4 separate regions of the Homo sapiens genome follow, and all the other regions are linked to region 2. A link is an interaction called in ENCODE POLR2A ChIA-PET data of the cell type or tissue named here. Cell type or tissue: MCF 10A. All regions are shown on one strand. Links, peaks and the distances in the headings refer to the core of each region. The heading gives the core; the rest is flanking DNA. Region 1 overlaps GAREM1 (GRB2 associated regulator of MAPK1 subtype 1). Region 2 overlaps GAREM1 (GRB2 associated regulator of MAPK1 subtype 1). Region 3 overlaps GAREM1 (GRB2 associated regulator of MAPK1 subtype 1). Region 4 overlaps GAREM1 (GRB2 associated regulator of MAPK1 subtype 1).

What was found. ChIA-PET counts read pairs that join two places held together with the same protein. Peaks named below come from ENCODE experiments on the same cell type or tissue, not always from the same donor. Only the 100,000 strongest peaks of a DNase experiment are listed, where the experiment ranks them.
Region 1: POLR2A ChIA-PET joins it to region 2 with 18 read pairs; 4 of 35 experiments call an interaction of 5 or more read pairs at or near these places.
Region 3: POLR2A ChIA-PET joins it to region 2 with 15 read pairs; 3 of 35 experiments call an interaction of 5 or more read pairs at or near these places.
Region 4: POLR2A ChIA-PET joins it to region 2 with 11 read pairs; 3 of 35 experiments call an interaction of 5 or more read pairs at or near these places.

What each region holds. Positions count from the first base shown.
Region 1 is chr18:32,313,665-32,321,973 of GRCh38, forward strand. The region is part of intron 2 of GAREM1 (GRB2 associated regulator of MAPK1 subtype 1); the gene reads right to left. Among named protein-coding and RNA genes, the nearest start is that of MEP1B, 130 kb to the left of the region's middle. In MCF 10A, for the core only: no CTCF peak of the experiment used is centred there; a DNase peak (open chromatin) is centred at 3,767.
Region 2 is chr18:32,368,879-32,377,187 of GRCh38, forward strand. All of the region lies in intron 2 of GAREM1 (GRB2 associated regulator of MAPK1 subtype 1), which reads right to left. Among named protein-coding and RNA genes, the nearest start is that of GAREM1, 98 kb to the right of the region's middle. RefSeq lists an enhancer at 3,688-3,982. In MCF 10A, for the core only: no CTCF peak of the experiment used is centred there; DNase peaks (open chromatin) are centred at 3,813 and 5,363.
Region 3 is chr18:32,284,609-32,292,917 of GRCh38, forward strand. GAREM1 (GRB2 associated regulator of MAPK1 subtype 1) reads right to left here. Exons shown (of 6, transcript NM_001242409.2): 4 at 2,423-3,595. Among named protein-coding and RNA genes, the nearest start is that of MEP1B, 99 kb to the left of the region's middle. In MCF 10A, for the core only: a CTCF peak has its summit at 5,096 (motif pointing right); a DNase peak (open chromatin) is centred at 5,113.
Region 4 is chr18:32,303,827-32,312,135 of GRCh38, forward strand. It overlaps GAREM1 (GRB2 associated regulator of MAPK1 subtype 1), which reads right to left. Exons shown (of 6, transcript NM_001242409.2): 3 at 6,367-6,497. Among named protein-coding and RNA genes, the nearest start is that of MEP1B, 120 kb to the left of the region's middle. In MCF 10A, for the core only: no CTCF peak of the experiment used is centred there; a DNase peak (open chromatin) is centred at 5,115.

The sequences.
Region 1 (8,309 bases), core at 1,716-6,715, 55 kb before region 2:
TCTGATGAACAAGAGGTTTAAAGCCTGGTGGACAAGCGGTTTAAAGCAAAGAGTTTTTAGGGAATTGCGAAGTGGAATGGTAAAGGTGATGAGGAAGAATAAAGAGACCACTTATACTCCTCTACTTTGGGGCAAAAAATAGAGCTGCCACCTGAAAGGGCTTCTCTCAGGGAATATCCAAGTTTGGGCTTAACAAGATAAAAGTAATTTCAAAGAAGGCTTTAAGGATATAGAGGTTTTGCTGGTGAGGGACCATGAGGGAGGAGTTTTCAGGAGTTAAGAGGTAGGTGATAAGGACAATACAGAGGATGAACCTAGACATGAAAGAACAGCTCATATACCACATAGAAATATGTAGGGGTATGAATAATACATTTGAATATACAGTATGAATATGTTACAGTACATACTTTTTGACAAAAAAAGTTTTTTTTTTTTTTAAATAAGGCAATTTCAAAATAACACTTATTTAAACAAATTCTATCACAAGTTAAACTTTTCATTTGTCTCTATTCCTACCTGGTCCATGCACAAATTCTTAACAATTATGGTGTTCTACAGTTTTATACCGTGCCCTTGCCCACTGAGCTGAGCAATTCTCCATGCAATGACACCCATGTCTGCATACCATTTCATAATGGATTTAACTGTTTTTCCATTCTTACATGATTAGTCTAAGTTAGACAGATGCCTAATTTAAATGCAGACTCTGCCACTTTCAAGTTTTGTGGTGCTGGCAAGTTACAAATCCACTTGAGTCTTGTTTCCTCACCTGTAAAATGGGGACACTTCAAGGGCCGCCATGAGGATTAAATGATATGACGCATCCAAAGTATTCAGCACAAGTGACCATTCAACAACTCCTAGCTTCTATTCCTCTTCTCAAGATGCATACAGATTGTCATTTCTTGGGTCACTTTTTGTTGTTGTTTTTTTTTTTTTGAGACGGAGTCTCGCTCTGTCTCCCAGGCTGGAGTGCAATGCTGCGATCTCAGCTCACTGCAACCTCCGCCTCCTAGGTTCAAGCCATTCTCCTGCCTCAGCCTCCTGAGTAGCTGGGATTACAGGCATGCACCACCATGCCTGGCTAATTTTTGTATTTTTAGTAGAGGCAGGGTTTCACCATGTTGGTCAGGCTGGTCTCAAACTCCTGACCTCGTGATCCACCTGCCTCAGCCTCCCAAAGTGCTGGGATTACAGGTGTGAGCCACCGCGCCCTGCCAATTTTTTTGATTAAGAAATTATAGATTTGGAATATGAACACATTTCAAGCTATCATTAAGCCAGGTATACTTTCATGAAAACCTGCAAATGGTATCTTTTCAATAGTATTTAATAAGTTTAATTTATTGTAATTTTATGATGAGTATTTTAGAAAAATGTTCTCAAGATGCAGGGATTCATATGTATGCCAAACACTCATTGAGTAGTCTACAGATGCTCAATCTCTGAGGTAAGAGGTTACCTGAAAGCGTCATGCCTATAATAAATTTCATTCTGTCCCTTCAGAAATGTACTCACAGGCCAAGGATGCATCACTGCACCCTAATATATCAAACATTATACTATAGACTATCTAGCAGATATAGATACACTATAGTGCTATCTAGCAGAAATATAACAAGCCACATGTGCAATTACATATTTTCTAGTAGCCACATTTAAAGAGAAGAGGTAAAATTTAAATAACATATTTTATTTAAACCAATACATCTAAATTCAATTAAACATCACTAATGATGTATTATATAAATATATATAAAGTATATATAAAAAAATATATATAAAAGTATATATATAAATATATATAAAAGTAGATATATATAAAATATATAAAAAAGTAGATATATATAAAAATATATATAAAAGTAGATATATATATATATACTTTTGCATTAAGTCTTTCAAATCTGGTGTATGTTTTACACTTAGGGATCATCTCAGTTCAGACTAGCCACATTTCAAATGCTCAACAGCTCCATGTGGCTACTGGCTGTCATACTGGACAGTTGGTGCAGGTCTAGAATATCTCTGCATTCCCTTAAAACTGTGATTGCAGGTACTGTTCAAGTCGTTAAATAAAGATTACATGATACAATCCTCTTAGGGAAAAAGATGTATTTCCTGAAAAAGAAGAATGTTTCTTCTGATGAAATAAGAAGAGCTTTGTAATTCCTATTTTCCTTTTTGCCTTGTTTGCCATGATTGCTGATATTTTGGCCTAAATAACAGAGTCTTGGTTTCTTAATATAACCACCTTTATCCCCTTGTCTCCCAACTTGGGTTCTTGTTTTTTAATTATTTTTCTATTGCGTCTGTGATCTTGTACTATCAGTAGCCTCAAACATATTTTGGCATACAGAACAAATGAATAATCACTTTTGGTATGGTCATAGGGTCCATATTAAGCTGCATAGTCATCTGTGTTTTGTCATCCTATTGGACAGGAAGACTTCAGAATCACATATACATGGGAGCATGTATAAGAAATTCTACTGAGAATGATTAACACACACAGATAAGAGAACAAGGAAAAAAACTAACAGCTAAATATGGCCAAATGCTACAACTGTTAACATTTATGCACATAGTATATCAGATTAATAGATTCCTTTCATTCGTTCTTTCAATTGTTTAGTGAATACCCAATTGTCAGTTAATTTCTCTCTTCTCTTTTCCATAGTGTTTTCAGATCATCCTGGAAGATTTTAATTTACATATTTGTGTACACATATTATATTTTAAACTTTCTCTTGTGATGTTAAATTATTGAAAACCAAATACTACCTTACATTTCTTTATTTTTGAGACAAGGTCTGGCTCTATTGCCCAGGCTGGAGTGCAGTGGTACCTTCTTGGCTCACTGGCTCCCCAGACTCAAGCCATCCTCTTACCTCAGCCTCCCAAGTAGCTGGGACTACAGGTGCATGCCACCACACCCAGCTAATTGTTGTATTTTTTTGTAGAGATGAGGTTTTGCCATGTTGCTCAGGATAGTCTCAAACTTGTGAGCCTAAGCAATCTGCCCACCTCAGCCTCCCAAAGTGTGCTGGGATTACAGGTGTGAGCCACCGTATGCAGCCCTACTTTGCATTTCTTGCGCCCCACAAATGTCTTTAAAATAGAAATAGCTAAAACCTATAAAATATTTTCTTAATGTAATGTTTAAACACTAGGTCACAATACACATGCAACTTCCTATTGCAGGAGTTGGCAAACTTGTTCTGTAAATATTTTAGGTTTCATGAGCTAAACAGTCTCTATTCACATCTACTCAACTCTGGCCATGTAGGGCAACAAAATCAGCCATAGACAACACACAAGTGAATAAGAGCAGCTGTGCTCCAGAAAACTTTATTTACGAAAACAGGCCACAGTGTGCTGACTTCTGTCCTGCTGGAAGGAGTGGAAAGTATAGGTCAGGGCAGTGGCAAGACAAGACATTAGAAGTGAGAATGGGCCAGGCGCGGTGGCTCACGCCTGTAATCCCAGCACTTTGGCAGGCCGAAGTGGACAGATCACTGAAGGCCAGGAGTTTAAGACCAACCTGGCCAACATGGTGAAACCTCGTTTCTACTAAAAATACAAAAATCAGCCTAGAGTGGTGGCACATGCTTGTGATCCCAGCTACTTGGGAGGCTGAGGCAGAAGAATTGCTTGAACCCAGGAGGCATAGGTTGCAGTGAGCTGAGATTGCATCACTGCATTCCAGTGAGAGCGCTCTGTCACAAAAAAAAAAAAAAAAAAAGCAAAGCAAAGAAAAGAAAGTGACTCGTCCTTTTATTGCATACCACTGAACAGTCATACCAGAGTCTCTTGTAAGGTACCTGAAATCACATTCTAAGTTGCTCATGTTTGTCTTTGAATGGCAGTTTTGCCTTCAAACAGGAGTCTAATATCAACAAGTAAAAGCTGTAGAAGTGGACTTATATTAAAAGAATAATGTAAATAACCAGCAAACATGAAGGCCTACATTTTCTCACTGTGTTTTGCAAGATAAAATTTCTATGAACTTTTATTTCGCTGTTGCTTTTTTTTTTTTTTTTTAAAGAATGTAACATTCTCAGATTAGCCAACGTTAAGTACTCTGGGAAAAATGCTGAGTATTACTACCTCCTCTGTGATTGCTGTGTCCTGGAAATCGGAACTTGTTGGAGTCAAATCTTGGAGACAATCTAAAGAGTTAAGAGCCAGTTTCCTGCCAAAAGTGAAATCAATTTACATGACACATATTCCCACAATCCCCACATGGAGGAACTAATTTTTTAAGACCATTTCACGAATAACAGAGTCTTTGTGCCACCAAATAAAAACATTTGGAGATTGTTGAAACATCTGTTCTGAGATGTTACTGTCAAACTCTGTTCTTGAAAGGGAGGAAGCTGCATTGTCTTTCAGGAGCTTTGATGATTTCATAAAATGTCTCCATTGTAAGAGCTGTTCCATCTGCAGGCCCCTGAAAGTTCCAGGAACAAATTCAACACCAATGACATGCTCGCTGATTATGGTTTAAATAAATTTATGGTAATATTTAAAAAGCAAAGATGGAAGCTATATTTCATGATGTATTTCTAAAACTGTATTTCATAACTGACATTATGAAATAACCGTCATCTAGAAAATATCCATTTTGTGTGTGCCCCTCAAGATAGCCACAGTGAGTTATTTCAGAATGGATAACACATCAGCTAAGATGCTCCAAATCCTTCCTTCATCTAAGTTTCGATCATCTGTATGGGGCTGAAGGGACTAAACTTCACTCTCCTTTACTTACAGGGAAAGGTCACTTGTCAGAAATGAAAAGTGGAAACAAATTTTGCTAATTAAGAAGACAGCAACAATGCCGAGATATGAAGAAATAAAAGGCAGACTTAGAGGTGGTCAAATTCAGGTCTGTCCAGTTTGCTTCTGGTTGGGAAGTTAGGGTTAGTGCCACCGATGAAGATGCAGCTCCGCATGATGTGTGCCTCACTGTTCGCCATCACCAGTGGCAGTCAGCATGACCTGCGGTGGGCCCTCTTTTGCAGCTGTAGTTTTACTGTCTGCCATCCCTTCAGCATGGCAGTCTACTTTGTGTATCAAATAAAAAGAAATGGAATGACAGCTGAGGCCCACAGTGTCCATCTGTGGACCCACAACTCAAGTGAGCAACATTCTGTTGTCATCTCCTCCATGACTGGGAGCAGAAAAATGTTGCTGAAACCAGCCCAAAATGTTAAAGTAGAAAAGAAAGCAAGAGCAACAGAAATGGGACCAGAACACCAAAGAAACCTAAAAATGGCTAATGTGAGGAAAAAGATTAAGGAAAAGGAAGCCTAGAATGTTGAAAATGCCATGAAGGGGAGGGTCCAGGTCTGTGATTCAGTGTGGTACCTCCAGCATCATACCACACATGGCATAAAGCAGGTGCTTACTAAATAGTGAATGAATGAACTTTTCTTCTCTTACCTTTTTCAGAGACAGGCCACAGACAAACTTAGATGGTTCCAAGTCAACTGTACAAATGAAATGCATTAAAAATGGCTCAAATAACTGGCCCTTCAAACCACTGGCCCATATCCAAATGTGAAGAGATCAGCAATTCTCAAGTGACAGAAACAAGTAGCCAGTTGCCATTTTTCAATAAGTAAATAAACCTGGGTAGGAATGTGGACTTACAAAACAATACCAAAGTTCAAACACACTCTTGTATTTTAATCTTATGTATGCATGTAAGCTAGAGTTTCTGTGGGATGAAAATGTAAAAGTAGGATTGCCCCATAAAAGATATGCAGCACTTCATTTTGTATGGCACCAACCAATATATATTGCCTTTTTAACCTTTGTATAAATGTTCACCTCCACTAAGTGTATGAAACCTCATTTAACTAAATCCTTCATCAACAGTGAATGCTACCTCACTTGTTTCCCTGAGTAAGGTGGAAGACTTTTAAAGACTGCCTAACGTATGTACATGCCAAAAAATCCAAATAGTACTACTAGAGGGTGTAGGGTGAAAAAGTAAGTCTCCCTCCCAATCTTACCCTCAGATCTTCTTGCTGAAGCAGCTGCTATATAGTCTCTTGTACATCTGTCCAGAGGCAGTATCTGATATAGTATACACACATAATGCTACGCTTTTCAAAACAAATGGTTGCATTCTGTACAGTTATTCCATCACTGCATAAAAATCTGTCTCATTCTTTAAAAGAACTGCACATTATTTCATCCCATGCATATACCATAACTAATTTAACCAGTCTGCTATTGATAGACACCCACATTTATTCCAATCTTTTGCAGCCCCAGTGATGTTGAAGTTAAATATGCTTGTCCTGAAGGCTTTGAGTACTTAGTCCAAGTACATTGGTGGGAAAATGCCTAAATGAGGAATTGCTGAGCCAAAGGGTAAATGCATTTTTATTCTTGATACATATTGTCAAACTAAGAGGTCTGTGTCCACTTACATTCTTACAACGATGCGTTTCCTCATGCTTTTCCTAATAGTTCATTACCAAACTGAAAAATTATCATTGCCAGTCCAACAGGTGAAAAATAGCATTCCATTGGGATTGTAATTGTGTTCTTCTTATTATAAAGGACATAATTATTTTTATAAGTAATCTATGTTTCATATTATGTGGCTTTTCTGTTCATTTTCTTATTCCCAATCTTTGAAATTTCTGCTGATCTTAATCATAGTCTTAATGATAAAAACAAAAACTTGAAATTCTACAACATGGCATTCCCTATTTTAAAATCTGATTCCCTACATTACTTGAAGTTAGTTCCTAAAATTACTATTTTTTCATGGCGGAGGAAGTGGAAGTGGAGTTGGGGGAAAGGAGGGGTAAGGAACAAGTCTCAATACAAAGTCTCAAAACATACAACCACAGAGAATTGGAATTAAAACCAAAGAAAAGAAGGCATCAATCAAAAATAATGAACTGCACCATAGATAATCTGTGGTTATTTCTATTTATTTCTCCATCTGAGATTTTATAAAGCAAGTGGTCAGACCATTACTTCCAATTCTGAAACTCCATTCTTGAACTTAACTAGGCCCAGAATTCAAAACTCAACCATTCTGGGATCTATGTTCTAAGCAGCCAAACCATTTCACACCATGCAAACTGGTTTCCCTGTTTTTTGAAAATGGGAAGACTGCATTTTTCATTGTATCTCACTGGTTAATTGCTTCTTCAGAATTACCAGAAGTTTTCTGGGACAAATTTATCATAAACATGATGGAACCTAGAAAGGTCTTAGATTGAACATGGTTGCTAATACATTATGAAATCTCGGCACTTCTTTCCTTGAAATCTCTTAGTCCAGAGCACTCACTGCTACTATTCTGGTTTTGATTCTCATCACTTTGTAATGGTATTACTGCTTCAGATTTTAAGCCCGTTTCCATCTCTGCCCTTCCATTATCACATTATTCACCTTAAAATACAACCTAAAACAAATCCATCTCACTCAAGAACCTAAGTGTTCCATAAACACTTGTAGAATAAATGAATAAATAAACATATAATAGCTCTTTAATCTCTAACCACCAAGCCCAGACTCCTCTGCCTCGGCTTTTATTTAAGTCCCTCCATGATCTGCTCCACTTAGCTTATGCAAACATTTCCCCACCATCTGTGCAACCAGTACTCACTCTTTCTCCTTTGCCTTTGCTCATGCTCTTTTCTCAGTCTGTGCAAAAATATCGACCCTTTTAATGACATTCTGAGTTCTGTGCATGGCCGTCTTCCTCTCATTCCGCTTCTTTCCTCACTCTCTTAGCCCTCCTGGGGGAACTCCTCTATCATCCTGGCTCCAAGGACCACCTATGTAAGTTGACAATACATCAACCTTTCTCTCTAGCAGGATCTCTCCTAAATTCCACATCAGCCTATCCAATGGCTTCTCCAATGGCTCTCCCACAAAAATCTCAATATCAAAATATGCAAAACTAAAATCATCTTTTTACTTCCTGAATCAAGCGACCATAAAAGTCAGAAAGGATGGTCATCCTTGACACTTTCTTTTCCCTAATCTCTCACATTCAATTACTGTCAACTTCAACTCCATTCTTTTTCTTACATTGATCAAATCCTTTCTGTCTCCACTGCTACCACATATTCCCAACCACAGCATCTCTCACTTTGGCCAGTTTTCCTAGTTGATTGTCTTGCCTCTAGATTTCCACCCCAGGAAACCATCCCTACACCATTGCTTAAAATTCAAATCTAACCATATTTCAATTTAGGATAATGTGCACATGATTTAAGTACAATGGAACTATTGGTCATGAAGTGGGTAGGCTATAGGGGAACCACAGT
Region 2 (8,309 bases), core at 1,075-6,074:
CCTAGCACTTCAGTTTAAATATAGTGAGCCAAAAAAAAATCTGCTTTGTGAATTCAATATAAAATATAATAATTGTCCATTTAGAAGGTGAACAATTAGTCTGTATTTGATCTCAACAGTACACCTATACCACTGTTTCTAGTGAAGATCTGAACTGTCGTGGCATACAAATGCTACTTTTATCATATTGCCTTCCCCACACATAAGTTCTACAGATGACTACATTCTGGCACAAGTGCATGTTATCAGAGACATCCTGAGAGTGAGTGAGTGAAAGGCAAAGCTAATTCCAAGTGTGTATTCACATTTCAGGGCCCATATGCTGCTTTGAAAGGTGCGGAAAGGCTTTTCACATCATGAATTTGGACAATGATTCCAATTACTTCATGTCGGCATATGTCAAATAATTTTTATACGTTTTTGAGCAGAGATAGTTAGGAATTAGTCAGAGAGTATTTCTGAAGCCTGTCACTTTACCAATCTGAAACTCTTTCCTTCTAATTTCAGCACAGACAGACTTTGTTGGTAATGTCATTTGTTGGAGGTTAAAAATGTGTACATTTTATATGGTTATGTTTTATCTATATGTATGATACATGGAGATGGGTGGAGGGAGGGATTTATAAACAGATAGAATATATGGAGATGGATGGAGGGAGGGATTTACAGACTGATCAGTATCAACCCCCAGAATCTTTTAAAATAAAAGAATGACAATTTTATGGTTGCTAATAACAATACTTTTGTTGAAAACATCAAGGATTCTTTTTTTGGTGGGAGGGAAGGTCAGGTATCATTCAAGCACATTTCTTTAATTTCTTCCTGATTCCCTAAACCACATCACAGGGCATCTTGTCAATAAAGAAAGAACCACCTATACCCTTAGGCTTCTTAGCATCACTCTGACACAATCATCATCATTCTGCCATTTTCCCTCTGGATATGGATTTGTCCATATTATGTAGACAGTAATGCGCAGATGACCACAGAGGCCTGGCCTCTAGTCCTGGGTCCACTGCTAACTGTGTATGTGTCCTTCATTTTCTTCAACTGTGAGGTTTGGGGGATGAACAAGGTGACCCTTCACTTAGAGCTGTAAGCTGCTACACGCATCACCAGAAAGAACCTGAGACAAGACTCTTAAACAGGTTGTACACGAAGAAAATTACAAAAAGTTTCCACTGACTGGCAGGGTGCGGGCTACTTCATGGCAATTTTAAAGTAAATGCGGTTACATCATTCATATCAACATGCTTTAAAAAGCGTAAGGTGGGCCGGGTGCGGTGGCTCACGCCTGTAATCCCAGCACTTTGGGGGGCCGAGGCCGGCGGAACACAAGGTCAGATCGAGACCATCCTGGCCAACATAGTGAAACCCCGTCTCTACTAAAAATAAAAAAATTAGCTGGACGTGGTGGCGCACACCTGTAGTCCCAGCTACCTGGGAGGCTGAGAAAGGAGAATCACTTGAACCCAGGAAGTGGAGGTTGCAGTGAACTGAGATCACCGCACTCCAGCCTGGCAACAGAGCAAAACTCTGTTTCAAAAAAAAAAAAAAAAAGCGTAAGGTGAATTTTTACCATAGGCATAACACACAATATTTACAATCATGTTTTGCTAAATTATTTAAGTCAATATTCTTTAATTTATATATCATATTCCTTTGGTTCCCAATTTTCTCATGCTCCTTGTGTATTTGAAATTCCAACATAAAGTAAACATAGTGTGGTGCATAAAACAAGAGAAGTTTCAATATGGCGTGTGCCCCTCCAAACTGATTGAGCACAATTCTCTTCATCTTCACCACTTAGATTGGCGATCAGTAATAGATGCTAATACTAACATTAAGATTATGTTCAAACTACCTGCTGTTTACAATTTTTATATATATACAGCCTATTGGCGATCAGTAATAGATGCTAATACTAACGTTAAGATTATGTTCAAACTACCTGCTGTTTACAATCTTTATATATATACAGCCTATTTCCTATCAGCAATCCAAACTACATAGACACATCATTGGTCTGAAAACTTACTGTCTTATTGCAAGCCAGATCCTCTGACAGGCACTAGAGATACAAAAGAAATTGTAGATGACCTCGAAGAGCTCAGGATCTACTGGGGGAAACAACAATGACAAATGTGGACATTTAGTGTCAGAAAGAGAGGATTATAGGAATGCCAAGGAAGCATCAGAAGAGGCTTCCTAGATGACGGGTGATGAAGCCCAATCTTCCAGGTGGAGAGGACAGCATGACCAAAGGAAGGACGTGGAGGTGACATGGCATGTGCAGGGAACTACACTGAACACTGCAGAGAGCCACTGGCAGGACCCAGGCCAGGGAGCACCTACTTGGTCATACTGGGGAGCTTGGCCTTTCTCTTGTTGGTCTGGAGATCCACAAAAGAATTTATGCCAAAAGTTAGAGGTGGATAGATTTTAAATACTGTGTTTTTAAATACCGAGGATTTAAATACTCTGATGGTTTATCTAATTTTAGGGGAACAAAACTGGAGGCAGTTAAAAGGCCCCTATAAGTGAAAAATGAAAAGAGTTTGTATTAGGGCAGCAGAAGTATGTTGTTGTCTTCTTAAGTCACATTTGATATGCAGAGAAGATAGAATCAGTGGGATTTTTAATCACAGGATGTGGGGGATGAAGTCGTGGGAGGGCTCCCAGATTTCTGGCTTGGGTAGGGATACCACCAAACAGGATACAGGAAGAAGAGTGGGATTAAGGGTGGGTAGTAAGTCTGGCTATAGAGAGTGGAGCTGGACACTCCTACAGACATATCCCAGGAGGGAAAGGAGTGGGCCCAGGATGGTACTCTGGATGATACCAAGTACCACAAGGAGGGTGGCACCGAGGGCAGGAGAGCTCAGAGGAAAACTAGGTGCATGTGGTGATGTCTTGGTAGCCCTGAGGTCCAGAATGCCAAGGAAAATGGCACAAGTGATAATCTTAAATGCAGTAGAAAGGCCCAGCTAGGTCAGGGCTGGGAAATGCCACTAGATATAGAAAGCAGGATGCATTGAGGACCTTAGTTAAAGCTATTTCAGTAAAGTTATGAGAAAGAGAGTCAGACCACAATGAGTTATGAAGTAAATGAGAGGTTATGAAGTAAATGAGAGGTAAGAGGTAAGGAATGGAGACATTTCATTGAGTAGCTGTTAAATGTAGAAACAGGGTTAAAGGTGGATCGGATTGCTTTGCTTTTTAAATTAATTGAAATTTCACTACCTACAGATAACCAACACTGACATTTTGGTGATGATCTTTTCATATATTCTTCTGTGTGTATGTGTACACACACAAAGCAGACAGAAAATATTTACTGTCAACAAGATTATTATGTACTAAGAAGGCAAATTAAATATTTACCCCAAGCCACCCTTTAAGTTATCAGAATTGTAAACATACACCTAAAAGGAAGTGTAGTTTCTCTTCTAAATCAAAACCCAATGCTTCTATGTGACGCACACTAATCTGCTTCTTACTACTGAGAAACAACACAGCACAGTCAGCCTAGGAAACAGACACACCCAATCCTATTGATTTTTAGATGTTAAAAATTACCCACTTGAAATGTTTCCAGGGGTTTAAACACAATCTTATGAGTAGAGCCCTAGGAGCTATGCCTCTGAAAACAAACAACCTTTTAGCAAGGGGGTACTGACAATATACACCCAAAGAGTGACACCCAGTGAGTCATCAGAAAGGGACAAGTCCCACCCTGTGGAGCTTCCACACCTGCCTTCTGCTTCATGACCATGGAAAAGAGCAACACACAAAGCTCTCTAGTGTGGTGTTGCAATGTCAACAAAACTGGGAATACTGGCTAAACTGGCCTAGTTAGCTGAATGGCCACTGGATTTGGCTTGGGTTTGCCCTACCAGGAAATGGGGCAAGAGGTCAGAATTGTAATACAGAGAAGGTGGCCCACAAATACTTCCGGAAAACAGAACAGGACATGGGGTGGTTCCTGTAGAAAACTGGGGGTTGTGTAGATTTTTTAGTAGAGGAGCAGAGCAGCTCCCAGGCAGCTTCATCTCGATTACAGCTCTCTCCCGCCTCACCCACATTCCTACTCTCACTGCTTAAGCTAATTCTCTTCCATAGAAGTTATCCTGGCAGACATCAGAGGAACATGTTTGACAATGCTTTTCTGTATTAATCACTCTCCCTAGTCTGTAAACAATAGAAGATTTACAAGTATTCATGTTGTATCTCTTTATATAGTAGATAAATATCTAATTTTTTATTTTTAAATGGAGAATGAAAAACTAAATAGTCAAACAGTCTAGCTAAAGGGGACACATAAAATTGTTGTATCAACTTGGAAGAGAATCCTACTTCTTGTTTATAATGTCAAAACTCAACTCTTTCTGAATATATTTTAATAAAAGGAAATAATACCTACTTAGTAAAAACTAAGTCCCATTTGGGAGGAGGGATTTCTTTCTACCACTACCCTAAGCTGATGAATGTCTGTATCCCCTACAAAATTCAGATGTTGAACCCTAATGCCCAACATGAAGGTATTTGGGGGTAGGGCCTTAGGGAGGTGATTAGGGCATGCGAGTGGAGCTGCTCTGATCAGAGAGACCCAGACCTACATTTTCTCTTCCTTCACATTTTCCTAAGAAGACTCTGACAAGAAATAGTGAAACAAATTTTCCAGGTCTTCATGGATACTTTCCCAAGCAAAACCACCTGAAAATAAGGCATCTGGAAGAATACAATGCCAAAGGCGACAGCTGACACATGCTCCGCTCCAGCCGCCCACAAGCATTTCTATAAGGATATCTCTAAGGTTGGTCACTAGGTGCCATCCTGGTTTCTTTTCAACCGCCAGAGAGATATGAACCTGGTAATTTTCCATCACCTGCTTTAGAGTGGACCAGATCTACTGCCAATGGTGTCAATGTACCAGAAGTCTCAGAATTATTTTATAAATCAGTCTTTAAGGTCTTATAAAACAATAGATGAGAATTCCTGGCAAAATGAACACACTGGTATCCACCTAAGTAAACCATGCCAACATAGTGTTCATTAATGATGACAATGTTCTTACAGATTTCACTTTGCCAATACACTCCCTGGGAGCTTTGAATGCTTAAAATCTGATGTGTGATTCAGCAGCTTTCATAAACTGAGACATGACTTGGTTGAGTTCTCGGATGTGAAATGTTTCAGCTTCCACCAAAGACCATGAACCCAGCATTCACACAACATATCTCCTATCAGATATTTCACACATGGTCTTCAAAGGCATGAGGAACATTCAAGTAGATATTAGAAAAGTGACACTCTGCTAAAGGCAAAATGAGGTCACACAGTCATAAATTCCTTTTCTGGGCAGCTAGCCAGCTTTCTACATTGCGTTCAGTCATTACATCTCACTCCACTTCTTGCCCTGGACAATAATTAGAGTGCTTCCTTTAATTTGCAGGTTGGTTTTCTAGATATACGTTTATATGTTCTTGGATGAACAACTGAACTCCCCACCTTCTCTGCAAGTTTTGCTCTCCTTGTCAGCATGTGCCCCTATGAGAATGTTCTACCTGTAGCTTAAGCTGCACTGATAGTAATCAAGTGTGCTAGACCTTATGCTAGACCCTTTCTTAGCAAAACAATATAGCTCCAACAAAAGCAATTAAAATTTGCATTAGTTTTACACAGGTACCTCTGGAGAAGTATGTATAACACGATAACAAAGGAAGACAGAAAAGTAGAGGATGAAAGGTAAAATGAAAATGCCTGAGTGATTCTAAAAATAACACTGTTCTGTATAATATGTGCCTTGAGAAGAACTTTCCATGGGAAATAAGACATATAGTAAGTTAACACCTGTTTGTGTATTCAACTGTTCAACCATTTAGGTATCTACCGTGTACCTGGCATACCACAAAGGTACTGTGAAGAATGCAAAGATAAATGAAATATTATATTCAAGAACTTTCAGGAAAGTAGCAGATATATGTATAAGGTATCTTATATACTGAAGTGCAGACATGGTTCCAATAGAGTGCCATCAAATTTAGAAGAAAAGGCCCTTTCAACAGGCTTAGAGATCAGATACCATTTATTTCAAGCACAAAAGACATCTACTTTCTCCTAAAGAAGAAGCTAAATATGAAGGTTCAGGAAATTCTAGTCCTACTAAAAGTAATGCTTTGCAATTATTATAAATTATATATACACACTAAATATATGTATGTAAATTATAGTTTACGAAATTTCTATGGTCTGAGATATATTTAATATTCCGAATATCTGGCAACCTAGGTATTATTATCACTATTTAAACATTTTAGGAACTGAGTTTTAGAAACAATAAAGGCAGTTTTTGAGGTTATAAGGCTGGTAAACTGTAGAGGCAAGCACTAGAATCTACCGATTCTACCTCTCCATAGCGACCCTGGAGTCTGAACACCCAAAAGAGCAATTCTAAATATTGGTGAGGCTGTAAAACCTAAGCTACATCAATACTGACTTCATATGGCCATCCCAGAGCAAAAAGGTTTCTTCACAGGTTCGTTTGAGTTTGGATGACCTTCATACCTTATTCATTCAGACCAATTAAACTGAGTCCAATGCCAGTCTAAATCTATTGGCTGTCATGAGATTAGTGAGTCAAGAATCACTTGAGAAACCAATCCATTCAAAAACTGCCAACTGGAGTGACCTTTCCTTGACTTAGGTCTCACACAGATACAGAATTGTCATTCTAGATATTCTGTTGGTCCTATATGCAGCCAAAGTGGAAATCATTTGATTAAAGGCAATCAAAGGAAGTTAAGAAGCAGTGATTTGGAATTGATTCCAATATTGAATAAATTATAAAAGACAATAGGATCTGCCTGCCTCTTCAATCCCATCTACATCTACTTTATATGGAATATAATCGATTTGCTCAAGATTCAGTACTGACTTCATATGGCCATCCCAGAGCAAAAACTTGATTGGGGCAGCGGTCTTCATAAAAGGGTTGAATATCACTTATTTTTCTCAAATCTCCACTGCTATAATCACTGCTGTGCAGCCACAAGTGGATTTCTAGGCATCTTAATTTCTAACAGAAGTCTGCATGAACTTAGTTGAATGTAAAAAAAAAAATCCGGGCAATAATCTTGTGAACATTTTATCATCATGCTTTATTATATTCAGGCAAATGGCTGAATTAAAAGTATAGTATGGATTAATAATTTCCAGAGGAAACCTATTGATAAAATCCTCCATGTAAAGGTAAGAGAAAGACTTTTAAATGTATAAACAAATTTACATATAACATTTAACATGGTTTTACATGCCAGTAAAGAATCACTTGTCTTACTGAGTAAGTGATGCATTGACGTCTCAAGATTTAATTGTCTCCACTTAGATCAGGCCAAGGACTTTACAGGGTAAACAAGAATGTGTCTTGGATGCTGCTCTGTACTACTTTGTAAAAATTACATTTTCCACTTGGTTATTTCAAGTATATCTGAAACATTATTGACGTTTACATCTCGTCACTAAAATCTGATATTAGTTATAATCTTTTGTTCAGTTGATTTACTTGGATTTTCTGGTGAGACAATCACATAAACTGTAAATATTTTTCTCTTCCTTTCCAATGTTTAAAATTGAATTTCCTTTTTTGTCTTATTACATTAACTACAAAACACTAGCAACTGGGCGTGGTGGCTCATGCCTGTAATCCCAGCACTTTGGGAGGCCGAGGCTGGTGGATCACCTGAGGTCAGAAGTTCGAGACCAGCCTGACCAACATGGCAAAACCCCATCTCTATTAAAAATGCAAAAATTAGCCAGGCGTGGTGGCACATGCCTGTAATCCCAGCTACTTGGGAGGGTGAGGCAGAAGAATCGCTTGAACCCGGGAGGCGGAGGCTGCAATGAGCCGAGATTGCACCATTGCACTCCAGCCTGGGCAACAAGAGCAAAACTGTCTCAAAAATAAATAAAAAAACAAATCAACAAACAAATAAATAAACAAAAAACAAAACAAAACAAAAACACTAGCAACAGCTGCAGGACACTTACATGATGTTTAGTATAAGCCAGTGTGTTAGCTATAACTCTTCTAAAGTATGTTAGTTACAAATTTATTTAATCCTCATGACAGATATCTATGAGATAAGTATTATTATCCTAATTTTAGAAATAATGAAACTGAGGCACAAAAAACGTTAGGCAACATATATAAGACCACACGGCCACTAAGGAGTTGACCAGGACAATGAACCTCCTCTTTACACTGTCATTTTGGCAGAGTATTTACAGAGTATTGAGTTGGGAAGAAA
Region 3 (8,309 bases), core at 2,206-7,205, 83 kb before region 2:
GACCTAAGTTCAATAGGAAAAGCTCATGCAGTCATGTTTCTATTGAAGGTCAGAGCCCCAACCTTCAAGTAACATGAAATACATAGCTGAATTAAGACATCCCTCAAGTTCCAGGAGTACTTGTTTGGAGGGGTGCCCCCTTACTTTTTTTTTTTTTTTTTGAGACAGTCTCGCTCTGTCGCCCAGGCTGGAGTGCAGTGGCGGGATCTCGGCTCACTGCAAGCTCCACCTCCTGGGTTCATGCCATTCTCCTGCGTCAGCCTCCCGAGTAGCTGGGACTACAGGCGCCCGCCACCACGCCCAGCTAATTTGTTGTATTTTTAGTAGAGACAGGGTTTCACCGTGTTAGCCAGGATGGTCTCGATCTCCTGACCTCATGATCCACCCACCTCGGCCTCCCAAAGTGCTGGGATTACAGGTGTGAGCCACTGCGCCTGGCCCGCCCCCTTACTTTTTACCCGGCTTTTGATGAACATTCTTAGGGAATTGCTGACATAAACCCAAGGGCCAAGGACCCCGGCTCCACCATTAAGTTCCCCAAATAGTCCATGATATTTAGTGAATACAGGGATCTCTGGGCTTGTGCCTGATGGTCCCCAGAGGATCCTGTAAGGATCAAGGGCAAGTCCAGACCTGTAGCTGCTGGGGAGCTCTCAAGCCCTGCAACAGAGGGCCAGAGGTGGGTCCTCTCTCAGGAAAGCTCTGCAGCAATGAGGGCTCTTTATGGACAGCTAAGCGTGGAGCCTGGCACAAACTGCTGCCTGACACCCAGGGCTGTCCATGCCCTGGCACCAGCCTTTCAGCCACCACTGCCCTTCCTGCACCCTATCCAGCCCTATTCAACTGCCCCACAGAACTTCTTGTTTTCCCTCTTACATGCTTAAAGCTGCCCCAGCTTCCAGCTCGTTGCTCATGCTGCTCTGTCCGGAATGTCCTTCTTTCTCATCTCTCTACTCTTCCAATTCAGGTACATTTTCTAAACTCATTTAAAATGTCATAATCTCCATGGAGGCTCCTCTCATTCATCCCGCGACTAGAAGTTTCTCTGTCTCTTCTGAATTCTCCACACATTATCTCTCTCTTGTTTTCCTATTGTTTATCACCTTTTAACTTGTATTAACAGTCATTGCTTTTCATCTGTTACCTTCCCTGTAAAACTGAGACGTACGAGGGGATAGAGTCCAGGTTTTCTTGATGATTGTATTTCTAGCATCTAGCCTAGTAATTCCATAGTTTTTAAAAACCCGGTTCTGCATAGCCCCAGGGTTCCAGAAAGGTGTCCTAAGATCACCCGGTAGGGGCAAAGAGTGGGCAGGGACCCAAGGAAGACCCCTTCCCCACAATCTGTGCTTTGGTCAGGTAGGTTTTGATTTGAACTCTTCTATATATTGGGATTCATGTAATTCTTTTAAAAAGGATTCTTCTAGAGATAGAAAAAAGAAAGCCACTGTAATAGATACTGTCAAATAAATTAATAGAATTACACTTAATACCTCTAGCCCTTTCTCCCTCAGGGATAATGAAATTCAGTGATCAAAAATGAGTAGCAAAGGTTCAGAGTGGCTGCCAATTGAAGAACATGGTCAAAATAGAGGGCCCTTTCTCTTGTTCTAAACAGAACTGTACCAAAATTTTAGTTTTACATTAGAATCAAGCTCTGAATGAGTTATGTTTAAGGTGTTAAATAGAACTACCCTGGCACCTGGTTCTGGAGTGTGTGTGTGTGTGTGTGTGTGTGTGTGTGTGTGTGTATAATACATTAGCACATCCGCTATGCTTTGATCTCAGTGTAACTTCAGGGATATAGGAAAGAGTTATAAGTGAGGCTACTGCCTCTTGATTTTCCTCTGCTTCCCCTCCCACCACCAAATAAATTTACTCCTCCTTCAGTCTTCCCCATCACAGTAAATGACACTAATATCCATTCTGTTGCCCAGGCTAAAAATCTAGGAGTTTTCTTTGATTGCTCTCTTTTCTTCATGCCTGACATCCAACTCACAAGTAAATATTGTTGGGTTTACCTATGAAACAGTCTGAAGCAGCCGTCTCTCTCTGCCAGCCACTACCAGCTGCCACGGTTTAGGGCCTTACCACCTCGCACCTACCTTAATGCAGTCGCCTCTTCTCTGCTTCCCACCTTCTACTCTCTCCTCCCTATTATCCATTCTCCGGGCAGCAGCAAAAGTCATGTTTAAAACTCTCCTGTTAAAAACTCTCCAAGAGGTTCTCATCAGACATAGAGTAAAACTCTAATTCCTAAATGGTCAAAATAATCAAGCTAGCATGTGTATCTCACTCCAAACTAAACAAATTTGCTCACTCTGCAATCTTCAGTTGGGGAGTTTTAAGAAAATAAATTAGTGGATGACTGAGCAGAGAGACAGAAAGACTGGCACCGCATTCAAAAACAGAAATGACTTACGGCTTCAGATTTGGGAGGCACTGGAGGTGGAGGTAGGGCAGTATCTGAAGACTTCACTGCTGCTCCCAGAGTCCCAGGGATGGGAAGAGGAGAAGTCGCACATTTGGATCGGACAGAACCTCTAAACTGATCACATCTGTTCTTCTCGCTCAGAGAGCGAGTGAGAGGCTGATGGCTGGGCTTGCCTTCCTCCAGCCACAGCTCTTCGTAGGGAAGTTCTGACTTTCCCGGGATGCCTGCTGATTCTTCACTAGCTTCTGGGAAAAGGTAGTCGCTCCCACTATCTCCAGAGTCCTGATAGGGCAGGATGTCATGAGGAAAGGGAGCCCAATCTCCCCCCAGGTCCCTGCAACCATGAAGGTTCACCTCACTGTTGCCATGGAGATTGTTGCCATACACACAGACCGAGAGTCGGTGGAAGGACTGGGTGAGCTCATCGCGGGCGTAGCTGAGCGAATTGGGCACGTGGTTGTGGCCAGAGCACCGACCCTTCTTGGGGCTCTTGCATTCTTCATTCCAGTCGGTTTTCACATCACGGACAGCCCGTGAATACTCATCGATGTCGAACTGTTCTTGGCAGATACCTAGCCAGTGATGGACCAGGGTTTCGGGCCAGCTCTCTCCCTTCACCAGGTGTTCTGGGAGGCTGAACTTGGGGACAGTCAAGTGCAAAGGAAAGTGCATGGGGAGGATCTTGTTGTTCCGCAGCACACAGCAAACCACCACCGTCTTGGTCTGGATGTTCACAAACTTATAGCGGTGCCCCTCACGGATGAAGTGGAGGTCGTATGGGTTTCTCGGTGGAGGGCTTGGCACAGTCACATTCACAGGAAGCCTGGTTTTCTCCACAATGTTGCGGATGGTGTGTTCGCCCTCTTGCATCTGAAGTTCCAGGGGACTTCGGGTGCTAAATCTGCCCTTGCACTGGAATGGAAGGCTAATGCTTTCGTTGGTCCGGTGATTCATACAAATGAGGCACGGCATTTTGCCTTTTCCCAGCTTGCTGATGGAATTGAGCTTCCCAATCTTTTTGAAGATTGTGTTGAGTCGTGACTTTTCCTTGAATGTCTTTGCATAAAGGATTTCTGCCTGCCCCATTAGAGTGAGTTCATCCCCAGTACACAGGGTGATGTTGTAAACTTCAGTGTCTTCATTGCATTCACCTGAAGCAACCTACAATATAATAAATCACATTTTACGTTCATTTCCTTTGATCTATTCACGCAAAGAACTTCCTATTAAGACACACACAAATACACACACAGAGGAAAATGCTGCGCTTTTCTTTAATACTAAATTTAGACACCTCATTTCTTTTATTATACTTACGTGATTAACAATAACTACTATTTGTTCAAGATGATATTAGTTTAGAATCTTATAAACATCTCTTTTCTCTATATATGCAGAGTAATCTATCATATGGATACTAACAGGGATATTGTCATTTTTTCTTTTGCAGTTATAAATGTTTTCATGAATGCTGATGTAGAAAATTCCTTGTTTTTTATTATTTAAATTTTAATTTTTTACTTTTTAAAATTTTATTAAATTTTTAAAATTTGAAATTGAGAAAAAGAACTTAAAAATGTGGTATTTCTCAATTTTTTAAAAAATTATACATCCATTATTTAATTGGAAGAAATATTAAAAATACAAATATAAAAATGAAGAACTTCTATACTATCTTATCACTAAAGATAATCTGTCAAATATAAATAGAAAAAAGAAACAGAATTGATCCATCTATCTCAGAGATACAAATAGATACATATATACACAATTCTGTTACCTGAGTTTCTAACTGTATCCATTTCCCCCGGGCATATCCTTCATCAATAGTAATACTAACCTAATGTATTCCATTTTGTATGAATGTGCATTATTTGACTAGTTCCTTACTGTAAAATAAAAATATAGATGGATTTTTCCAATGTCTAGCAATTATAAATAGTACTGCAATGAACTTTTTTACAGCTCAATTATTTCCTTAGGATAAAGTACTAGAAAAACTGCAGGGACAAAAGCTACGCATATATTTGTTTTTTTGTTTTGTTTTGTTTTGTTTTTGAAGACAGGATCTTGCTGCCCAGGCTGGAGTGCAGCAGCATGATCACAGCTCACTGCAGCCTTGACCTCCCAAGCTTAAGGAATCCTCCCACCTAACCCTCCCAAGTATCTGAGACTACAGGTGTGAGCCACCACACCTGGCTAATATGCATATATTTGAAAGGTCTAATATGCACTGCCCACTGTGTTTTCATCAATGTTATACTTATTTATACTTTTATCACTTTATGAAATTATGTCTCCCTACACTCACACTGAAGTTTATTTCATGCTTACCAGCATGAGAGGTAAAGCATGCATGCTGAATATATTTTAAATATATTTATTGGTATATTCATTTTTCAGTATTTATCTAATTATTTAGATCTCTTACTGATTACTTTTTGTGTAAATGAAAATGTCATTTGTGCTATGTATTCTTCCATTTGTTGTTTGAATTGCAATTTTATAGCTTAACTATTAAAGTTGTTTTTTTTAAAATGTAGTCAATATTTTCAAAATTTTCCTTTGTGATTTCATTCTTGGGTGCTATGCTTCTAGCTGAGATGATATAGATTCATGATTCTGAACCAGGGGTGACTATACCCACTAGGGGGCAATGTTTGGAGACAGCTTTGATTGCCATGACTGGGGAAGCTGCTGTTTGCATCTAGTGGGTAGAGGCCAGGGAAGCTGCTCAATATGCTATAATGCCCAGGACAGCTCCCCACAGCAAAGAATTAGCCAGTGCAAAAATATCAGTGGTGCTGAGGTTGAGAAACGCTGGTATAATTACCAGTGTTTTCTTTTAATACTTTGCTATGTATCTCTATTTTTTGAATCCTAACCACTAGCCCAACAGGGAATGTAACTGTATTTACTCTGGTGGCTTATTTAAGGTAGGTTTTTTTTTGTGTGTGTGTGTAAGTTAACTGAGTGTTGAGTGCACTTCCTAAAGAGTCATCCCTTTCATCACTAATTTGCAGTGTCACTTTTACTGTATACTAATATTATATACTTTTATATCATAAATTAAAAATATATAAAGTATTATATACTAAGTTCATAAAATACATTCAAATATATACCTATATTTGCATTTATTTTCAGGCCATTTATCTTAGCGACCTTTCTATTTTCCCACTGTAACTATATTGTTTTTGTGTCTTCATCTTATATTTTCAGATCTGATAACAAAAGCCCTGACTTGTGTTTATTCTGACTCAAAAAGTATGTGGATGGCAGAAAACAAGAGAAATAAAGTCAAAAGTCAAATGACAGACTGAAGATATCTGCAAAACATATCACAGATAAAGAGCTAATATCTCTAATATACAAGCAGCTTTTTAAAAGTAAGGACCTGAGACCATCCTGGCTGACATGGTGAAACCTGTCTCTATTAAAAACACAAAAAAATTAGCTGGGCATGGTGGCACGTGACTGTAGTCCCAGGTACTTTGGAGGCTGAGGCAGGAGAATCGCTTGAACCCGGGAGGCAGAGGTTGCAATGAGCCAAGATTGTGCCACTGCATTGCAGCCTGGGTGACAGAGACAGACTGTCTGAAAAAAAAAAAAAAAAAAGAAAAATAGGCAAAATACATGAAAAATCAATTAACTAACAAGATGTACAATGGCTTTCAAACCTATGAAAAGATGTTCAACTTCTTTCCTCTAAGAGAAATGCCAATTAAAATTATACTAAGATACCACTTCTTACCTAACATATTGATTAAAAATTCAGAAGCTTGACATCACACTCAGTTGGTAAGGCTATGGGGTAAAAAGCATCCTTGTCCATAGCTGGTGAGAATACAGCATGATACAACCCGTGTGGCAGGGAATTTGGCAATATCAAGTCAAATAACATATGCATTTATCCCTCCATCCAGCAATCCTACATCTAGGAATTTACCCTGAAGACATTCCTCCAACAATATGAAAGTACACATGTATAAGGTTATTCACTGCAGCATTATTTGTCTTTGCAAAATATTGGAACTCATCTAAATGCTTAAATATAGGAGGCTGACTGAATAAACTACGGTACACACACTTCCTGGTACTATGCAAAAGACAATGAGAATAATGAATCCAAGGAATGCATATGAAATGACTTTCAAGAATATATTGTTAAATAAAAAAAAATAAAGTGCAAAAAAAGTTTATACAGTATACTTTTTTTTTGTTTAAGAAGAAAGGAAAAATTAGTATATACATTTTCTTTTTATTTTTGTTACCAAAAAAAAAAAAAAAAACCAAAAACATGCACAAGGAAAAACAGAAAACAATGAAACTGGTTACTTACTGGAGCTAGGGACAAGGGAGGAAATGATACCTTTCTGAGTATACCTTGCCACAGAGTTTTGACTGCAAGGATGTATACTAATGTGCTACATATTTTAAAAATTAGGTCAACAAGAATTTTTTTTTTATTATAAGTTCTGGGATATGTGTGCAGAACGTTCAGGTTTATTACGTAGGTATACAAGTGCCATGGTGGTTTGCAGTACCCATCAAACCATCATTTACATTAGGTATTTCTCCTAATGCTATCTTCTCTCCCTTAGCCCCCCACCCCCCAACAGGCCCCGGTGTGTGATGTTCCCCCAGTGTCCATGTGATCTCATTGTTAACTCCCACTTATGAGTCAGAACATGCAGTGTTTGGTTTTCTGTTCCTGCGTTAATTTGCTGAGAATGATAGTTTCCAGCTTCATCCATGTCTCTGCAAAGGACACGAACTCATCCTTTTTTATGGCTGCATAGTATTCCATGGTATATATCTGCCACATTTTCTTTATCCAGTCTATCATTGATGGGCATTTGAGTTGGCTCCAAGTCTCTGCTATTGTGAACAGTGCTGCAATAAATATACATGTGCATCTGTCTTTATAGCAGAATGATTTATAATCCTTTGGGTATATACCCAGTAATGGGATTGCTGGGTCAAATGGTATTTCTGGTTCTAGATCCTTGAGGAATCACCACACTGTCTTCCACAATGGTTGAACTAATTTACACTCCTACCAACAGTGTAAAAGCATTCCTATTTCTCCACATCCTTTCCAGCATCTGTTGTTTCCTGATTTTTAAATGACTGCCATTCTAACTGGCATGAGATGGTATCTCATTGTGGTTTTGATTTGCATTTCTCTAATGACCAGTGATGATGATTTTTTTTTTCATATGTTTGTTGGCTGCATAAATGTCTTCTTTTGAGAAGTGTTTGTTCATATCCTTCACCCACTTTTTGATGGGGTTGTTTTTTTCTTGTTAATGTAAGTTATTTTAAAACTGAATGCAAATGGAAACAAATGCAAAATCCAACTGTTTTTTAAATCAACAAAATAACCATTCTGGGGAAAGAGAAAATCCAAGTACCTTTGGAATGCTGTCTGATATGGTTTGGCTGTGACCCCAACCAAATCTCACCTGGAATTGTAATAATCCCCACTTGTCAAGGACGGGACCAGGTGAAGATAATTGAATCATGGGGATGGTTTCCCCCAAGCTGTTCTCGTGATAGTGAGTTCTCACGAGATATCATGGTTTTATAAGGGGCTTCCCACATTGCTGGGCACTCATTCTCTCTCCTGTCGCCCTGTGAAGAGGTGCCTTTCTCCATGAGGGCAAGTTTCCAGAGGCCTCCCCAGCCATGCAGAACTGTGAGTCAATTAAATCTGTTTGCTTTATAAATTACCCAATCTTGAACAGTTCTTTATAGGAGTTTGAGAATGGACTAATACACTTTGACCATATAATGCCAGTAGGGAAAAAAAGACCAATAAATATTCTGATCCTTTTGGTAGATTTGTTTTTCATAGGGATATGGGTAGAGA
Region 4 (8,309 bases), core at 2,284-7,283, 64 kb before region 2:
AGGAGGATCACTTGCGCCCAGGAGTTCAAGGCTGCAATGAGCTATGATAGTGCCACTGCACTCCAGCCTGGGTGACAAAGCATGTTTCTTAAAAAAAAAGAAAGAGGGAGAGAGAGAGAAATAAGAGAGAGGTGAGAAAAAGAAACAGAGAAAGAGGGAGGGAGGGGAGGGGAGGGAGAGGAGGGATAAGAGAAAAGAGGCCAGGCTCAGTGGCTCACCCCTGTAATCCCAGCACTTTGGGAGGCCGAGGAGGGTGGATCACTTGAGGTCAGGAGTTCGAGACCAGCCTGGCCAACATGGCGAAACCCCATCTCTACTAAAAATACAAAAATTAGCCAGGCATGGTGGTGCGTGCCTATAGTCCAAGCTACTTGGGAGGCTGAGGCAGGAGAATCGCTTGGACCTGGGAGATGGGGGTTGCAGTGAGCTGAGATCACACCATTGCACTCCAGCCTGGGTGACAGAGCGAGACTCTGTCTCAAAAAAAAATAAAATAACATAAAATAAAAAATAAAAGAAAAAGAAAGAGTAAGTGAAATAATCTTAATCTGTGGTGGGAATTTTTTTAAATGTGAAACTTAATTTTTTATGATTCTATGTTCTGAACCAAGGATTTGCAAACCTTATCTTACAGGTCAAGATGGTAATAATTTTAGGCTCTATGGGCTATATAGTTTCTGCTACAACTACTTAATTGTGCTGTTGGCATGAAAGCAGCCATAGATAATACATAAACACATAGACATGGCTTTGTTCCAATAAAACTTTATTTACAAAAACAGGCAGCTTGCCCGCCTCCTTACTAGACACTTGCAAAGTACTTGAGTGTATTACTTTACTTAATTCTGATGACAAATCTATGAGGTGGGTAGTATCACCTCCATTTTGTAGGTAAAGACACTGTGGGCTCAGGTCTTGTGACCCGCCCATGGTCAGAGTCAATGCCTGGGGCAGGGTTCTGAACTCACCCCTGAGTTCAGAGCCTGAGCCACTCTACAGTCCAACTCACTCTGTAGATCGTGGTGGCCTGCTTGAAGAAAAATATATGGCTTGAAAATTGTTAGTGCAGCTGTTTTTATTTTTAAAAGGAGGGGTATGGGCCTTCAGTTGGAATGGCCAACTCAGAAAGAGGACATCTTCTGACTTTGGAAGCAAACATGAGAAGAAACATGGTTGATGAAAAAACTAAGAGAGATAATTAAGAGAGAAAAAGCCTATTACAGTTAAAAAAAAACCCCACAAATATGCAGGAAAACAAGTAAACGAAAACAACATTCTTACCCTGAAAACTAAAAACCAGATGGATAAAGAAAAAAAAAGTGAAAGAGACAGGTGACTGCTATTCCCAAAACATGGAATTCCTTTAGCTTTGCAGGGATTAGAAGAGATATATGCAAATCATCAGTGAGAGGTAACCTGCCCACATATCCTTTTATTTTCTGTACTCTCTCATCTCCCACTTTCTGTTTCTACCACCCCAGCTGCTCACTCAAATGGACATACTTAGATCAGAAAATAAAGCTACTCCTGTCATTACCGATCTTACTGCCTAAAGTTAAATTTCAAGAGTTTTACACTCTACCACCACCTCCTATTTTGCATCTCATTTTCTCAAACATATCTATCTCATAAGTCCAGTTCTCATTGGGGCTACACTTCTATTCACGCTTGGTTAGCCAGTAGGGATTCTTCTTTTTTGTTGTTGTTTTTTGAGATGGAGTCTCATTCTGTCACCCAGGCTGGAGTACAGTGGCGCGATCTTGGCTCACTGGAACCTCTGCCTCCCAAGTTCAAGTAATTCTCCTGCCTCAGCCTCCCAAGTAGCTGGGATTACAGGCATGCACCCCCATGCCCAACTAATTTTTATATTTTTAGTACAGACGGGGTTTCGCCACATTGGCCAGGCAGGTCTCGAACTCCTGACCTCAAGTGATCCACCCGCTTTGGCCTCCCAAAGTGCTGGGATTACATGCATGAGCCACTGCACCCAGCCCCCAGTGAGGATTCCATGGCTCAGTGTGACCTGTCACTCACTCTAGGGCACATTCCATCAACACCTTTGCTGATCTCTGCTATACTCACTGGGAGAACCTCAACTCTCATTAAACTCAGCTCTCTTGGTCTACTCTATACCTGCATCGAGGGAGCCGAAAATGGCTGGAAGAAAGGGTAGTGCTGAGTAATCTCACTTGAAACTTACCTTGACTAAACTCTAGGACCACCCTACTGTACTGTCCTGGTTAACTCACTTTCCAGTCTCAGAGCTGATTATTATTTGCTTCCTATCAAGGCCACTCATGACCTTCACATTTTGCTAAATTTCATGGTTAGTTCTCAGTCCTCATCTAATTCAATTACTAAGTAGCATTTGACACAGTTGCTCATTCCTTCTTGAATCTTGGCTTCTGGGACACCATATGCTCCTGGCTGTCCTTCTACCTCACTGCTATCCTATCCAGTCTTCTCTTCTAGACCCCTAAATGCTGGGGTACTCCAGGGCTCAGTCCTCAGAGCTCTTCTCCTTTTAATCTTGTCTCTAGGTTAATGCCTCTCAACCTTGGCACTACTGACATTTTGGGTTGGACAATCCTTTGTTATGGGAGCCTGTCCTGTGCATCACAGAATGTTTAGCAGCAACCCCCCCCACCCACTAAATGACAGTAACATCCTCCACCCCACAGTCATGACAATCAAAACTGTGTACAGACACTGCCAGTGTCCCCTGAGGGACAAAGTCACTCCTGGTTGAGAATCACTGGTACAGGTAAACTCAACTAGACCCATGGCTTCAAACGTCTTCCAGAAGATGATGAGCCCCAACTAGATACTCTGAGCCTAGACTATTCTCTAAGCTCCCAACCTGTAGATCCAACTGATTCTTGATATCTCTACTTGGAGGTAGTACTGATACTTGTTTATGTATTTCTTGTCTACCTCCCCTACTATACTGTAATCTCCATGCAGTGAGGGACTTGCATATTTACTATTTACCCCCAGTGCCTGCAGTAGTGCTGGGCATATAGTAAGTGCTCAAAATATATTTGCTGGTTAAAGAATTAAACACTTAATGCATATGAATTCATTTCACGCAGTTAATCGATGGGGCCAATCAGGCAGATAGTTTTAAACACATCAAGGTATCTTTTAAAGACAAATTTTAGTTCCAAATTAAAAAGAATGTTTCATTTTTCAACAAATGTATAAATAGTACTAGTACTAGCCATTAAATTTAAAATTTGAAGTTAAAATTTTGCTACAGTTTGTGAAGAAACCCAGAACTAGAGTTCCCCTTTTTCTAATACTTTTGCTTTATTTTACATTCTTATTAAGATTAATTTCAGTTTGGACTTGTAAATAAATATATCAGGATACATATGTATATTTATTTCTAATAATAATGTCTTGATTATCATGATGCCAGGTAACTATCAATTTTTAACTGCAAGTGCTTTTCTCAGTGGTTTATCCTTTTGGTTTAATTTACGCTGTATCTGAAGTAGAAGAGAGAGGGTGAAATCTTCTAAGAAGGTTTGAAATCTTTCTTTTAAAAACTGCTTCTTGGATAATAGCTACATTTATGAGTAAAGAGTATTGTTTTTAATTTTTTCCCACCTTCTCCATGAGAATAACCAAAATCCCATTTCTTTAACTCCTCCCCTGCTAGTTCTTAGTTCTCACACAGACACAATAATCCAGACTTTTTGTTTTCTTTTTAAGATGAAGTCTCACTCTGTCGCTAAGGCTGGAGTGCAATGGCGTGATCTCGGCTCACCGCAACCTCTGCCTCCTGGGTTCAAGCAATTCTCCTGTCTCAGCCCCACCGAGTAGCTGGGATTAGAGGTGTGTGCCACCAGCCCAACTAATTTTTGTATTTTTAGTAGAGATGGGGTTTCACCAAGTTGGTCAGGCTGGTCTTGAACTCCTGACCTCAGGTGATCCACCTGCCTCAGCCTCCCAAAGTGCTGGGATTACAGGTGTGAGCCACTGTGCCCTGGCTTAATCCAGTCTATTTTTAATTGAAGAAGACCATGACTTCCAGCCTTTATTACTGGTCCAGGTGGTATCCAGACAAACTTTTCTATGACTATCCTTAGTTTATTTATTTACTTGTGTGTTTATCACTAAGCACAAAACCTTTTGTGTATTTCTTTATGTAAATTTCCTGAGGTTCCTATAACAATCCTTCTTTGAACAGAATTGAATAATGTTTTAATGATTCATGCAAGCTAGAGGTGATGGCACCTTAAAACTCCATAAGTAACAGACTAGAAATATTAAATATTTATGTTTGCACAGCACAGAACTCAACCCAAATCCAATTAGTTTTATGGATGCTATAAGCTCATACTTCACACACTTAACTGAGCCTTTGAACTCTTAAATGATATTCTCTATTAAACACATTTTAATGAATACATTCAGTCATGGTATTCTATATTAAAAAAAGAACTCTAAAATGTATAAATTTAAGTGTTATCCTCTCAGTCATTCTGACTTACTACAAATTCACCAAGAAAAGCTGCTAGAGGCATTTAAAAAAATAGTATACATGAGCAATATGTGGCAAAAGATGGAATGTTACATTTTAATACTAGAGAAAATCTTTAAAAATCACTTAAAAATTTACATTTGATTTCTTTATTAGCAAATGAAATATTTTTCTAGAAAGGAGTTTAAAACTACTAACTTTCTAAAAAAAACTTATTTTTTTTTCATTTAGAGAATTCTAAATATAAGTTTTAGGGAGAGATTTAAGTCATATCAAAACACTAATGGAATAGGATTTAACTTCTGACCAATGAGTCTAGGTATGTTTAAAAATGAACATGTTTGCACAAGTTTTCACTGTAAACAAATGCAAGCTGTCTTGACTGCTCATGTATTAGGGCCACTGAAAAAGTTAAAAACGATAAATATTTTTGTATGTAAGCATAATTTACTTAGTAAAGATTTTACAAAATATAAAATATCACTCATCTTAATAATAAAACTAAAGAGCGTAGACCAAAGCAGCTGTATTTTGGAACTGGAAGAAGAAATGACTTAGCTTAGACAATGAAATGGGCAGAACCGTTTCTCCAATAAGGGGCTGTCCTAGGCATCTCCTCCCTTTCCTGAAGAGTGTGGGTGGAATGACTCATCCACAAAGACACTGCTGCATTCTTGGGCCAAGACACCATGTAGTCTGTTTTTCACATAGAGTGGATTTCTAAGAAACAGGAATCTTGACCCCCTAAATCTTGAAATGTTTGGAAAATGTGATTTAGGTGGACTTTGGGCTGAAATGACATTAAAGAGAAAACCCCTTCAATGTGAACACTTTCTAAAGTGTTTTAGTGTAATTATGAGTATTGCTGGAGAAAATGTGGAAGATTTGCAGGCAATACGATGGGCCTGGTTGGTGGCTTGCTTCTCTGGTCAGTCCCTCTTCAACAGCAAGTCTAGTCAAAGGACCTCGGTCAACATCTGGACAAGGACTGCACTGTCCCTTTAAGAATGCAGAACAAGGCCAGACACGGTGGCTCACACCTGTAATCCCAGCACTTTGGGAGGCCAAGGTGGGCAGATCACGAGGTCAGGAGCTTGAGACCATCCTGGCTAACACGGTGAAACCCCATCTCTACTAAAAATACAAAAAAAATAGCTGGGCGTGGCGGTGTGTGCCTATAGCCCCAGCTGCTGGGGAGACTGAAGCAGGAGAATGGCATGAACCAGGGAGGCGAAGCTTGCAGTGAGCCGAGATCGCGCCACTGTACTCCAGCCTGGGTGACAGAGCAAGACTCAGTCTCAAAAAAAAAAAAAAAAAAAAAAAAAAAAGAATGCAGAACAAATAGAGCACAACAAACACTATATAGCTTTTCTCTGGGCAATATCAGTTTTCTCTATATATAGTGAAATAGATAGTCCACAAAGAATGGAATGAATACATGCTGACTTCAAGAAATGCTTAGAAACCTATTCTATCTTTGTATTTTTCCTCTCTTTCTTTCTTTTTAAATAAGTGTTTGGTATTATTTAGTTTCATCATATCCCTTTTGCTCCCAGAAGTGGAGATCTGGCTAAACAACTGTTACATATTAGAAAATGAAGTCCAAATTTTAAAAAATATCACTTATATGCCTCAACAGCTACAGTTTTGAACTCAGATATCAGTTTTAAATTCTAACAAAAGATAATGCTAATAAATACAGAAGCAGTCAGGGAGTCAGGTCAGCTACAATATATGTGGTTTTGGCTACTGCCACTAACTATTAGAAGATAAAACCCTCCTAGGAGACACAGATGAACACTTACTGTGTACATCCAGACTTGAAAGTTAAATTATCTTTAGTGAGTATAAATATTTGGTGCTTCAAGAGCTACTACCTTCACGTTGAATGTGATATCCTCCATGACGTACACGCGTTCAGGAAATGCCTTAGCCACCTCCTCCACACTGTTGAAATATTGCACTGGCTCCTTTATATCTCGGTCTTGTTCCAGCAGCTTGAATTGCCCTAAAACACAGGATAAACAGAAGAGATCTAAGATGTTTATGCTGGACTGCTGTTACCATGGCAACAACATCCTCTCTCTTTACCCCAGCCCTTTTTTTGTCAAAGATTCCTGTTCATCATTAATCTTTTTAAAAAGGCATTATGGGAGGTTCCATTAAACTAGAAGATAGATAGATTTTAAAATCAGCTTAAAAATGAAAATAAACTGCATTCTTTTTGTTTACATTGAGAGTTTATTCCCAGATGTCCAAAATCAAACTGAATGAATGCTTACTTGCTGTTTGATCTCAAAGTGAAAACTCACTTTGCTATAAATGGTTGTTTTTAACAGTAAGTTAAACATTGAAGTTACCTTGCCCATCAGTTGTTGTACGAACCACACATTTACATTCTAGAACCGAGTCTTAGAAGCCTGGGAGAGCTAACTTTTAAAAATTAGTATTAAATTTTTTTTTTTTGCAAATAGAACAAAATGATATAATGGATTCCTGGCTTTCACATAACTCATATTCCTGGTTAGAACAATATGCAGGTAATGTCTAGGGCTCATGAGCTGCTGTAATGTGTGATGCTGCTGAGGCAGAAGCATGGAGCAGCAGCAGACAGCTGTCTGGTGAGCTTCCTCTCAACCACTGAGCCTGCCGGCCACTCAGCCTCCAGAGCTCCATGTGGCTCCTTTCTTTCCTTTTACTGCTATATATGAAATTCATGCGAGTAGGCCATATCATGGTCTCCACAATTTACAGGATTTATGAAGAACTTTGAACATATTCCTAAAATATCAAGGATCTATCATGTTGTTGTTTACATTTTCAGTATCTGTGACCCTGCTACAACATTTGAGAAGAACTGTTTTCAGTTTGGAATAAAAGACCATATGCAATCATATCAGGGATACAGTGTTTCTTAGTAGTTATTTTCTGAATCCTGGCTATAATATAATACTCCAGAAACTTAAAAGGAATTAAAAGCTATCATGGGAAAATCTCTCAGGCAGAAATAGGAAAACTTTCATTCATATTCTCAACACAATTTTTTAGCATCTACTAGGTGGAGACATTATTCTAGATGCTGGAGATCCATCAATTAATGGAATTAACACAAATCTCTGTTCTTCCAAAGCTTACATTCCAGCAGGAGATGGATACTATAATACATGAGTAAGAGTATACCATGGTAGAAGGTGAGAAATGCTATTAAATTTAGGGCAGGGTGTGGGGGATGGAGAGTGCAGGGAGACCAATCAGTATTGCTGAGATGGTGACCTTTGGTGTAGGTGAGGGAGGGTCGTGCTTGGTAGTTGCAGTTAGAGGTCTCGGAATTCTAAGACTAGGCAACAGTCTGCCCAAAGACTCTCAGGTGGGTGGGCTGCCTGCCTGGCATGCTGCCACTATGGCTGGAGTGGGATAAGGGAAGAGGGGAAAGAAAGTTAGAGCAGTAGCAGGTGGTCAGACTGTATATGCCTTTTAAGGAGTTGCACTCTTCACCTGAGTGGAATGGGGATTTGAGCGGAGAGCTGGTGATCTAACCAATGCTACAGAAGGATCCCTCTAGCTGGCATGTTGAGAAGACCATAAAGGTGCAAGGCACAGAGGCAAGTGACACCAGGTAGAAGGCTCCTACAATAATTCAGGTATGACATGGCAGGGGCTGGGAAGTGGTTAAAGTGTGAGGACCCTGGCCTGAACAACTCTGAACAGAGCTGACATTGACTGAGACAGGACAGCTTTGGAGGGTGAAGGGAGGATCAGGAGTTCAGTCTGGACAGGTAAGTCTGAGATGTCTATTGGACACGCAAACAGAGATGTTCAA